2 separate regions of the Homo sapiens genome follow, and region 2 is linked to region 1. Evidence: chromatin contacts called from ENCODE Hi-C or POLR2A ChIA-PET data. All regions are on one chromosome and are shown on one strand. Each heading gives the region's core, a stretch centred on a gene start or an enhancer-like site at or near the end of the contact. The rest is flanking DNA. Distances are from core to core; before and after follow the strand shown.

Evidence for each region. A loop is a pair of places that touch in the nucleus more often than their neighbours do. ChIA-PET counts read pairs that join two places held with the same protein, here RNA polymerase II (POLR2A). Pooled maps may share reads with other maps.
Region 2: a loop to region 1 is called in a map of PC-9, with 7 times the contacts of the local background. The contact joins two enhancer-like sites. A Hi-C loop is called at or near these places in 8 of 168 maps with a recorded cell type or tissue (Calu3, PC-9, aorta and 3 more) and 8 of 50 pooled maps. POLR2A ChIA-PET finds 5 or more read pairs at or near these places in 6 of 52 experiments (A673, BJ, GM10248 and 3 more).

The regions. Positions count from the first base shown.
Region 1 is chr13:51,672,169-51,677,545 of GRCh38, forward strand. WDFY2 (WD repeat and FYVE domain containing 2) reads left to right here. Exons shown (of 12, transcript NM_052950.4): 3 at 3,002-3,075. Among named protein-coding and RNA genes, the nearest start is that of WDFY2, 90 kb to the left of the region's middle. RefSeq lists a silencer at 25-319. Within about 2 kb of position 2,308, at least 9 of the 41 ENCODE cell types and tissues checked have a DNase peak (open chromatin) inside an H3K27ac peak, as active enhancers do; they include PC-9, where a contact is called at or near this core.
Region 2 is chr13:51,712,475-51,717,851 of GRCh38, forward strand. All of the region lies in intron 4 of WDFY2 (WD repeat and FYVE domain containing 2), which reads left to right. Among named protein-coding and RNA genes, the nearest start is that of DHRS12, 89 kb to the right of the region's middle. Within about 2 kb of position 2,282, at least 5 of the 41 ENCODE cell types and tissues checked have a DNase peak (open chromatin) inside an H3K27ac peak, as active enhancers do; they include PC-9, where a contact is called at or near this core.

The DNA of each region.
Region 1 (5,377 bases), core at 1,058-3,557:
TTATGGTTTCAGGTTTTAAATTTAAGTCTTTGGTTCATCTTGAGTTGATTTTTGTATAAGGTGAGAGATGGGGATCCAGTTTCATTCTTCTACATGTGGCTTGCCAATTATCCCAGCGCTGTTTGTCGAATAGGGTGTCCTTTTTCCACTTTATGTTTTGTTTGCTTTGTCAAAGATCTGTTGACTGTAAGTATTTGGGTTTATCTCTGGGTTCTGTTTCCTGCTCTATTGATCTGTATGCCTGTTTTTATAACAGTACCATGCTGTTTTGGTGACTATGGCCTTATATATAGTTTGAAGTCGGGTAATGTGATTCCTCCAGATTTGTTCTTTTTGCTTAGTCTTGCTTTGGCTATGTGGGCTCTTTTTTGGTTCCATATAGGTTTTAGGGTTGTTTTTTCTAGTTCTATGAAGAATGATGGTGCTATTTTGATGGGAATTGCCTTGAATTTGTTGATTGCTTTTGGCGGTATGTTCATTTTCACAATATTGATTCTACCCATCCATGAGCATGGGATATGTTTCCATTTGTTTGTGTCATCTGTGATTTCTTTCAGCAGTGTTTGTAGTTTTCTTTGTAGAGGTCTTTCACCTCCTGGTTTAGGTATCCCAAGTATGTTATTTTATTTTTCTGCAGCTACTGTAAAAGGAGTTGAGTTCTTGATTTGATTCTCAGCTTGGTCACTGTTGATGTATAGCAGAGCTACTGATTTGTGTGCATTAATTTTGTATTCTGAAAATTTGCTGAATTCATTTATTATAGGAACGGTTCTTTACTTTGAAATATGGTGGTGTTTCTTACTATGCATAAAATGATTTGAACCAATAGGGTGAAATTGTCTTACAGTTCCTATGTACCTTTGGTTTCACAATCTATAAATTCTTTTAATTCCATGATGGCAGCAGTAATACTTTATATATCATTGTAGGACATGCCTTGAACATAGTAAGGATTCTAAATTTTTCTTGAAAGAATAACAAGAAATATAGGAAATTGGGGAAAAAACAAGGAATAAGGGAATGGCAATGAAGATTTAAGAGTAGCCTATGCAGTGTTGTAAAAAAGTATTTTAAATCACATTCAAATTTCAGTGGGTTTTCTAATTATAGCATAACCGGATATGGACTTTGGAGGAAATCACACAGGAAATACTTTTAGATGGTCAAGTGGGCAGCTAAATGATAAGGTTGTTCCTGGCTAGTCACTAGCCCCTTGAGGCTGCAATCGAGTTTTGCTTCATATGCTCATACTTACATCTTCATAAATTGTGACATATTTAAAATTCATTTTAACAGGAATGGCAAAATAAGAGTAAAGACAGTGTTATAGAAATAATCTTGTCATTTGAACACAAGAATAATTTTTCCATGTATCCTGTACTTATGTGTGTATGTACTTTACACAATTGTAATCACAGTGTATTTTTTCTTTAGATTTTTTTTCAGCTAACAATTTTCCATGAGATTATTAGATTCTAATTCTGCACACATGTTATGGGATTATGAGACCCGGCATCTTAATATTGTATAGAAATTGTGCCAACATAGTTTACTGGTCAAGGGCAATAAAACTGACTTTCTTAGGGCAGTGCATTAAATATCATTTGATTGCTGTTTTCAGGAGTGTACTCTTGGGAATCTGGTTTTATTTTGTAGCTAAGTAGAAAGAAGATAGTCTGTTATACAGGTGGAAGTTTTTGGGGGAAATTCTACTAGTTTTTATTTTCTGAATATATCATGATAGAAAATTAGAAAAAAAGTAAATATGCAGTTTAGAAGGTCTTTTTGTTGTTTTATTCAGGGCCCTTTTATAAAGAATGAAAAATATGTTACTAAGTGATATGTTCACTTAGTGGCTGTCAGTAGAACTTGAAATTCTTTTTTAGTTTAAAAATAATCTAAGTTGGTTGTTTGAAAATGGGACTGTGTGTTTGAATGATGTCTTTGAACCTTCTCCAGTGTTTCCTATGTGACCTTGGGTAAAACATCTAATCATACCCGTGAAAAGTAGGAATAAAAAATATTTGATGCTGATTGTGATTATGATAATAGGTAGTTCATGATCTACATGGCTTCTGTGAATATGAAGGGAGACATATAAAAACTGTGCTGGGCTCTTTAGAACAACTATTAAATATTTCAGTATTGGGTAAATTGTCAAAAGACCCCCTATTTAGTGGGAGCAGTTAGGAGCAAGCACAGGTAGAGAAGGCAGGGACCTGGGAGCTGACTGTTTAGTAAGCACTTGTTGACCACACGTGGCTTCCAAGCATACTTAATTTGCTTAGGCTCGGGTGTACTCAGGCCGTCAGTCCTGCGGAACAGGGAGAACCAGTCCAGGCCTGGGTGTACTGACTTACCTGGTTTCTTTCCTACAATGCCAAGCCCTATGATGAGTTGGTTCTTTTTTAGATTGAGACAAATCCTCCTCTGTCATTTTCAATCAGCAGACTCCAGCACACCCCCAAAGGCCAAAAGCAAAAAACTCCTGTTAATTCACACGCCCCGAATCAATTCTGAATCAAAAAATAGACTTCTAGACTCCTGTGTGTATGTGTCTGTATGTGGGTGGGGAGGGTGGAGGGATAATAAGATCTTTCTTTTGTTTGTCTAGTTCAGAAAGGATAGGTTATTTCTATTTAAGATGGAATTGGAGTGGTACAGAGAGAGTGGTAACAGAAACGTTACACAGCACAAAGTATTGTTAATCTAGTTAAGCAAATTTAGAGTCCATACTGACAGAACCAGCCAAGACCAAGCCCCTTGGAACTTGCCCAGTTTGAGAATATCTTATTTGTTATATTCATTAAAAGGATAACTGAACAACTATGGGGTGGCTGTAAAATTACTGTTTTTATTTTTTGGTGAGTGGATGTTAAATGAAATGTTTTCCAGGAGATAGTGGGGAAAGTACAGCCCCACACTTTTAGCTAGTTAGGCACTCCTGAGTCGATGAGAATCATGGTTTTGTTAATTTCATCAACATGTTCATTTCTTTCAGCTCCATGTTCATGCATGTCTTTTAACCCGGAAACAAGAAGACTGTCCATAGGTCTAGACAATGGTACAATCTCAGTAAGTACACATAAATAAGATTTCCAGTTGAAATACTTCCCTTCCTGTGGAGTATGTATATGTATTTATTAGTTTTTTCAAGTTAACAGAAGAATTTTCTTGCTAAGTAGAATGAAAATTGCAGCGTAGCAAATTATGGCGAGGTAAGAGATTCTAATGTAGGGAGAGCTATCATCAGTATCCACTTAAATGCTGACAAGGTTCAGCTTGACCTACCCTATACAGAGTGGCTAGAATGGGGGCAATCGGAGGCCAATGAGTAAACTGCATGAATCTGCATTAGTGAGAGCAAGCTATGATACTAGTGGCTTTAATCAGATGGTTAATCATGGTGCCTTAAGCTTTGCCACATAAGCAACAGAACAGGAGGAAAATGCTTTCCCTTATGTCTGCATGTCTGATCCTGTCTTTGATACTCTGTGTTCTTTCTTTGTTCCTTCTGCTTCTTGTTTTTTCCAGCTCCCTTTAGCATCTGAATAGAATTCTGTAAATTTGTATGAATTTGTGAAAAAAAGCACAGAATCTAGATTTAGTCTGTAGATAGATCCACATAAATATTAGACCCTTTGATTATAGATGTTGGGGGAACTGAAGTGATTAAAGATTGGAATTTTGGCTTTTATTTACCTACTTAATCTTTCTACATACTAAGTTTCAACTAGTATATTAACTAATAACAAGACTGATCTAGTAAATTCTCCATTTGGTAAATTATCCAGCGTTGCCTTTAGTCCTGGGCGAGAGAAGCCCTGCTTCAGAACCTATGAATTAGAAGGCCCTGCTCTGCTCACACTTCCCCACAGGGTGGAGGATCTGAGGGCTCAAGGGGATGTATGTGATCAGCCCAAGTCCTCCCTCTCTCCCACTCCATCCTCCCACTACCAAGACCCTGGAATTTCCTGCCCCAAACTGCTCAGAACCTGCTTCCAGAGTCTTCACTGACCTTTTTCCTAGATGTGTCCTTAGAAAGATAAAACCAGTGAGTATGCTCTTAGGCCTGAGAGGTGGCAAAGAGGTAGCAGTTTGCGGTAGACAGGATGTCCACCCTTGAGTGCAGGGCCCCTCAAGGTCTTGACAAAACTGGGAATAGAAAGAGAAGGGGAGTGGGCTGGCCCCCCGTGTCACCACAATATGGCGTGGAACTTAAAGGAGACTAAGAATTCTAAATTTGAACCTGTACCTCCAGCTGGTGAAGGGTGTATTTGTCAAGATTGGAGGATGAGACCATATTTTATTTAATAGTTCAACTGGACTTGTAACTTTTAAACATGTAAACATGGAATGTGGGCCTCCATTTGTAATCTTGCCCCAGCCCCTACAAATGTTAGTGGGCCTAAAGTTTTGTCTTTGATCTTTAGTCAAAACATTTGCTTGGTGTCCTTTCTGTGACTATTAACAATATTGTTAAATATAAATCAGCCTAGTGACAAGTATTTATGAAATTTCTGTAATATCCAATACATTTGGTAGATCTGTAAACTCTGTTTCTTAGGTAGATAGAAGTTTATGATACAAAGTTGTCTACTTTGAGGAGAGCCATTTTTAAAAGGAGGTGTGCATATGAGATAAATTTATTTTTAAAAGATAAAGGGAGATCATTATTCAGTGGACTTCTGAAGTGTTCATTACAAAGGAAATATGAAAAGGTGAACTGAGATCCTTCCATTTCCCAACAGTTATAGGATAGTTTGCGTAACGCTCACTGTCCATGGAAAAACTTAGGTTTACATAACATAGGAGTGGTTTGTTGCACTTTTGAAGTTAATGTAGGTGGTTAATGGATACTGATAAATTTGGCTTTGAAGGCAAGAAAGATGAGCAAAGTAAGTTATGGAGAATTCTAGCTATTTATTGTATATAAGAGGCGAAACCATCTTAGCCATTATTCTTTTAGTAAATAAAACTGCCAGGGAAGCAAAGCATCAGTCAGGGTCCATCTTTCCAAGTATGTCAGTACAGGGTTGAGACATCAAACCTTAACTTACTCCAGTCTTCTGAAAAAGATTCAGGACCCTGGCTTATATGAAATAATTTCCTTAAAAGTACCTCCTTTGTATTGTTGAGGAAGATGAATTGCATACCCTACCTCTTCTCATCTATGGAATTAGAAAGAGTTCTATGTTAGGGAAAGATACATTGAGAGAACAGCATGTTTAAGGTTCAGGATTCACATTGATCACTGCAATAACAGGCTCTTTACTGAAAATACTTAGTCTCAGCTGTTTTAATAATTTACTTTTTAGACACAAGAAATCCTAGTCAGAGACTATATATTCTGTTTCCTGGTTATAACAAATAAATT
Region 2 (5,377 bases), core at 1,032-3,531, 40 kb after region 1:
TTTATGGTATGATGCCATAGCAGTATTTAAGGAGAAATTTACAGAACTAAACATCTATATTAGAAAACAAGAAGGGACTCATTAACAGTGACTTTGACTTCCACCTTAGAATACCAGAGAAAGAAGAGTCTCCTAAGCAGAAAAAAGGAGAGATCAGTAGAAGTTCATGAAATAGAAAACAGAAAATAGAGAAAAATCAATGAAATCCAAAAGCTAGTGTTTTGATAAGCTCAATAAAATTGATAAATCTTTAGCCAGAGTTAACAGGGAAAAAAAAAAAGAGAAAATGCAAATTATCAATATCAGGAATGAGTGAAGTGACATTACTACAGAGTCTAGGTATATTTAAAGGATAATATGTAATATTATGAACAACTTTATACTAATAAATTTGAAAACTGAAATTTTAAAAATCTTTGAAAAATACAAATTGTGAAAGATTACTAAAAAAGACATAGATAATCCTAATAGTTCTGTATCTACTAATGAAATTGAATTTAATGTATAGTTAAAACCTTCCCACAAAGAAAGCTCCAGGCCCACATGCCTTTACTGGTGAATTTTATGAAAAATTCAAGGAAGAGGCAATGCAAGCTTTACACAGACTCTTTCAGAAGTTGCAGAAGTGAAAGACTTTCCAGCCCATTCTATTAGATCAACATTACCTCTTGTCAAAACTAGACCAAAATGATACAAGTAAAGAAAACTATAGGCCATCATTCTTTATGATAATGGGTACAAAAAACTAAACAAAATTTCAGTGGATAAAATCCAGCAATATGTAAAAAAGATAATACATCATGATCAAGTGAAGTTTATCTCAGTAATACAGTGTCGGATTAACATTCAAAATTAAATTAGCGGTGTATGCCCAGAAGAAATGAAAGCAGAGGCTCAAGCAGATATATGTACACCCATGTTCATAGCAGCATTGTTTACAATAGCCCAAAGGTGGAGGCAACCTAAATGCCCATCAACACATGAATGAATAAATAAGTTTGGTGTATACATACAGTGGAATATTATTCAACCTTAAAAGGGTAGGAAGTTCTGACACATGCAAATGAACCTTGAAGACATATGCTAAGTGAAATAAGCCAATCAAGAAAAGGACAAGGCCAGGCGTAGTGGCTCACGCCTGTAATCCCGGCACTTCAGGAGGCCAAGGCGGGTGGATCACCTGAGGCCAGAAGTTCAAGACCAGCCTCTACTAAAATATAAAAATTAGCCTGCGTGGTGGTGTGCGCCTGTAATCCCAGCTGCTTGGGAGGCTGATGCAAGGGAATTGCTTGAACCCAGGAGGTGGAGGTTGCAGTGAGCTGAGATTGCACCACTGCATTCCAGCCTGGGTGACAGAGCAAGATTCCATCTCAAAAAAAAAAAAAAAAAAAAGGAGAAATACTGAAGGATTCCCCTTATATATGAGATACTTATGGTAATCAAATTCATAGAGACAGAAAGGCAAATGGTGATTACCAAGGCCCAGGAGAGGGGGAAATGGCGAGTTAGTGGGTAAAGAGTTTCAGTTTGGGAAGGTGAGAAAGTTCTAGAGAGTGAAAGGTGGTGATGGTTATACAACAGTGTGAATGTACTTAATGCCACAGAACTGTATACTTCAGTTGTAAATTTTTTGTTATGTATATTTTAATACAGTAAAAAATTAAAAGATAACATATGTGGATTACTTAGTGAAGTATCTGAAACATAGTTTAATGGTCCAATAAATATTAATTCCTTTCAAAAAAAAAAAAGGAAAGCAGTGTTGACAAGGATGTGGAGAAATTGGAACCCTCTTTTTGTTTTTGTTTTTTTGTTTTGTTTTGTTTTGTTTTTTGATAGAGAGTTTCGTTCTTGTCGCCCAGGCTGGAGTGCAGTGGTGTGATCTTGGCTCACCGCAACCTCTGCCTCTTGGGTTCAAGTGATTCTCCTGCCTCAGCCTCCCAAGTAGCTGGAATTACAGGCGCTTGCCACCATGCCCGGCTAATTTTTGTATGTTTTAGTAGAGATGGGGTTTCACCATGTTGGCCAGGCTAGTCTTGAACTCCTGACCTTAGGTGATCCACCTGCCTCGGCCTCCCAAATTGCTGGGATTACAGGTGTGAGCCACTGCACCCAGGCCTGGAACCCTCTTAACAGTGTTGGTGGGAATGTAAAATGTAGCCACTTTGAAAAACAGTTTGGTAGTTCCTCAAAGAGTTAAATATAAAGTTACGTTGTGACACAGCATTTTCACTCCTAGTTATGTACCCAACAGAACTGAAGGCATATATAGTCATGTGTTGCTTAATGACAGTGACACATTCTGAGAAATGCATTGTTAGGCGATTTCAGTGTTGTGTGAATGTGAGAGAATGTACTTACACACCTAGATGGGATTGCTTACTACATGCCTGGGCTAGAGGGTATAGCCTGTTGCTCCCTAGGCTTGCACACCTGTACAGTGTGTTACTGTTATGAATACTGTAGGCAGTTGTAGCACAATGGTATTTGTTACAATAAACATATCTAAAAATAGAAAAGGTACAGTAAAAATTTGCTGCAAAAGATTTAAAAAATGTTATGGTATGCCTGGATAGGGCACTTACCATGAATGGAGCTTGCAGAACTGGAAATTGCTCTGGGTGAGTCAGTGAGTGAGTAGTGAGTGAATGTGAAGGCCTTGGACATTACTGTACACTACTGTAGACTTCATAAACACTGTACACTTAGGCTATTAAAAATATTTTTTCAATAATAAACCTAGTGTACTCTATTTTTACTTTATAAACTTTTTAATTTTTTCAGCTTTTCAACTTTTTTGTAATAACAGCTTAAAACACAAACACAACTGTACAAAATATTTTTTCTTCATACCTTTATTCTCTAGGTTTTTTGGTTTTTTAAATTTTTAATATTTTTGTTTTACTTTTTAAACATTTTTGTTAAAAACTAAGACACAAACACACGCATTAGCCTAGGCCTACTTAGGGTCAGGATCATCAGTATCACTGTCTTCCATCTCCACAGCTCGTCCCACTGGAAGGTCTTCGGGGCCATAACACCCATGGACCTGTCACCTCCTATCATAACAATGCCTTCCTCTGGATACTTCCTGCAGGACCTGCATGAGGCTGTTTTACAGTTTACAGTTAACATTTTAAAATATATATATAAATAGAAGGAGTACACTCTAAAATACTGATTTTAAAAGCATAGTATAGTAAATACATAAACCAGTAACATGGGTCATTTAGTATCATTATCAAGTAACATTATTGTAGGTGCTGTACTTTAAATGACTGGCAGCACAGTGGGTTTGTTTTCACCAGCATCACCACAGACAGGTGAGTAATGCATTGTGCTAGAACAGCCACGCCCTTTCAGCCCCATTATAATCTTATGGTGCCACAGTTTCCATCACTGACTGAAGCATCGTTATGTGGAGCATGACAGTATTCACACAAAAACTCATATGTACCTCTTCATAACAACGTTATTCATAATGGCCAAAAAAATGGAAATAACCTCAATGTCCATCAGTGATGAATGGATAAACAAAATGTGATATATATATATACAGTGAGTTATTTAGCCATTTAGTAATGAAGTACATGCTACAAAATGGTTGAACCTTGGAAACTTATGCTAAGAGAAAAAAGCCGCACACAAAAGGCCATGTATTGTATGATTACATTTATATGAAGTGTCAGGAATAGGAGGGAATTCACAGAGAAAGATAATAGATTAGTGTTTTCCGAGGATGAGGGAAGTGGGAGTTGGGAATATAGAGTTTCATTTTGGGATGATGGAAATGTTCTGGAAATAGATAATAGTGATGATGCACAACATTGTGAGTAACTAATAAACAGTGAATTATACACTATAAAATGTTTAAAGTGGTGAATTTTGTGTTATGTGAATTTTATCTCAATACAAAATTTTAAAAATCAACAAGTGGGCCGGGCGCGGTGGCTCACGCCTGTAATCCCAGCACTTTGGGAGGCCGAGGCGGGCGGATCACGAGGTCAGGAGATCGAGACCATCCCGGCTAAAACGGTGAAACCCCGTCTCTACTAAAAATACAAAAAAATTAGCCGGGCGTAGTGGCGGGCGCCTGTAGTCCCAGCTACTTGGGAGGCTGAGGCAGGAGAATGGCGTGAACCCGGGAGGCGGAGCTTGCAGTGAGCCGAGATCCCGCCACTGCACTCCAGCCTGGGCGACAGAGCGAGACTCCGTCTCAAAAAAAAAAAAAAAAAAAATCAACAAGTGATCCCAAAACCAAAGGCACTACAAGAAAGAAAACTGCAGACCAATATCTCTCATGAAAAAAAAAAAAAAAACTAGCAAATTGACCCCAACCATATATTAAAAAGAATTACACAGCATGACCTAGTGGGATTTATTCCAGATAGGCAAAGCAGGTTCAGCATTCAAAAATCAATGTAATCCATTACGTCAACAGGTTAAAGAAGAAAAATCATGTTATTATATTAATTAATGTGGGAAAGCATTTGGTAAAATCCAGTTCATTACAAAATATTCCCAGCAAACTAGGACTAGAGGGGAGCTTCTTCAATAAAGAAATATCTATGGAAACCCTGCAGCTAACATCATCCTTAATGGTGAGAAAAGAGATGCTTTCCCTCTAAGATCAGGATCAAGGCAAGAAAGATGTCCCCCTCACCACTCCTGTTAAAGAAGTATAGCCAGACATCAAACCCATGTTTTTTCTTATGAATTTCTGAAGCTTAGTGATAAGTTATGTATCTTTGAAATTTTTTTTCAATAAAAGAATCTTTTTCACCTTAAACAGAAGTATGTGATCTGAGTTTTGGGGTTTTTTTTGTTTGTTTTTGTTTTCTGGTAGTCATAGGTAGCCTGACACTGAGAGAGAGAACCAACTTTGACATCAGGGAGAATAGGGTTTTGATTCTTTGTCATTCATTGGTTTTGTAGCTTTGAGCAAGCCACTTAACATTTCTAGCCTCTGCCTCCTCTGGCACAGGAAGGCTGCTCAGAGGACTAAAGCCCCTTATCATCTAGGGCTACTGTCATCCCCTTGGGCTCGAATATGGTAGATAGAAGGCTAAAGGCCCCCTCAGTAAAAAGAGGGGTGAGGTGTTAGGGGCCACTTTCTGCTTGAAATCGACTTGAGTATACTTGAACTCATTAGAGAGTTCACTTTTTATTCCATCACTGATAGAACTTGAATTGAACATTTGACGATAGAGACATAAAAAGATCTTCACGAGTTTCTCCAAGAAGTCACATCTTTTAGTTAAAGCCTGTGTTTTGATCTTGATGGTGACTGGTACTCCGAAAGCAGTTGTGTATTGTAGAGACATCACAGTGTCACTGCTTCCCTATTCCCTTAGATTCTCCAAGCTTCAAATACCAG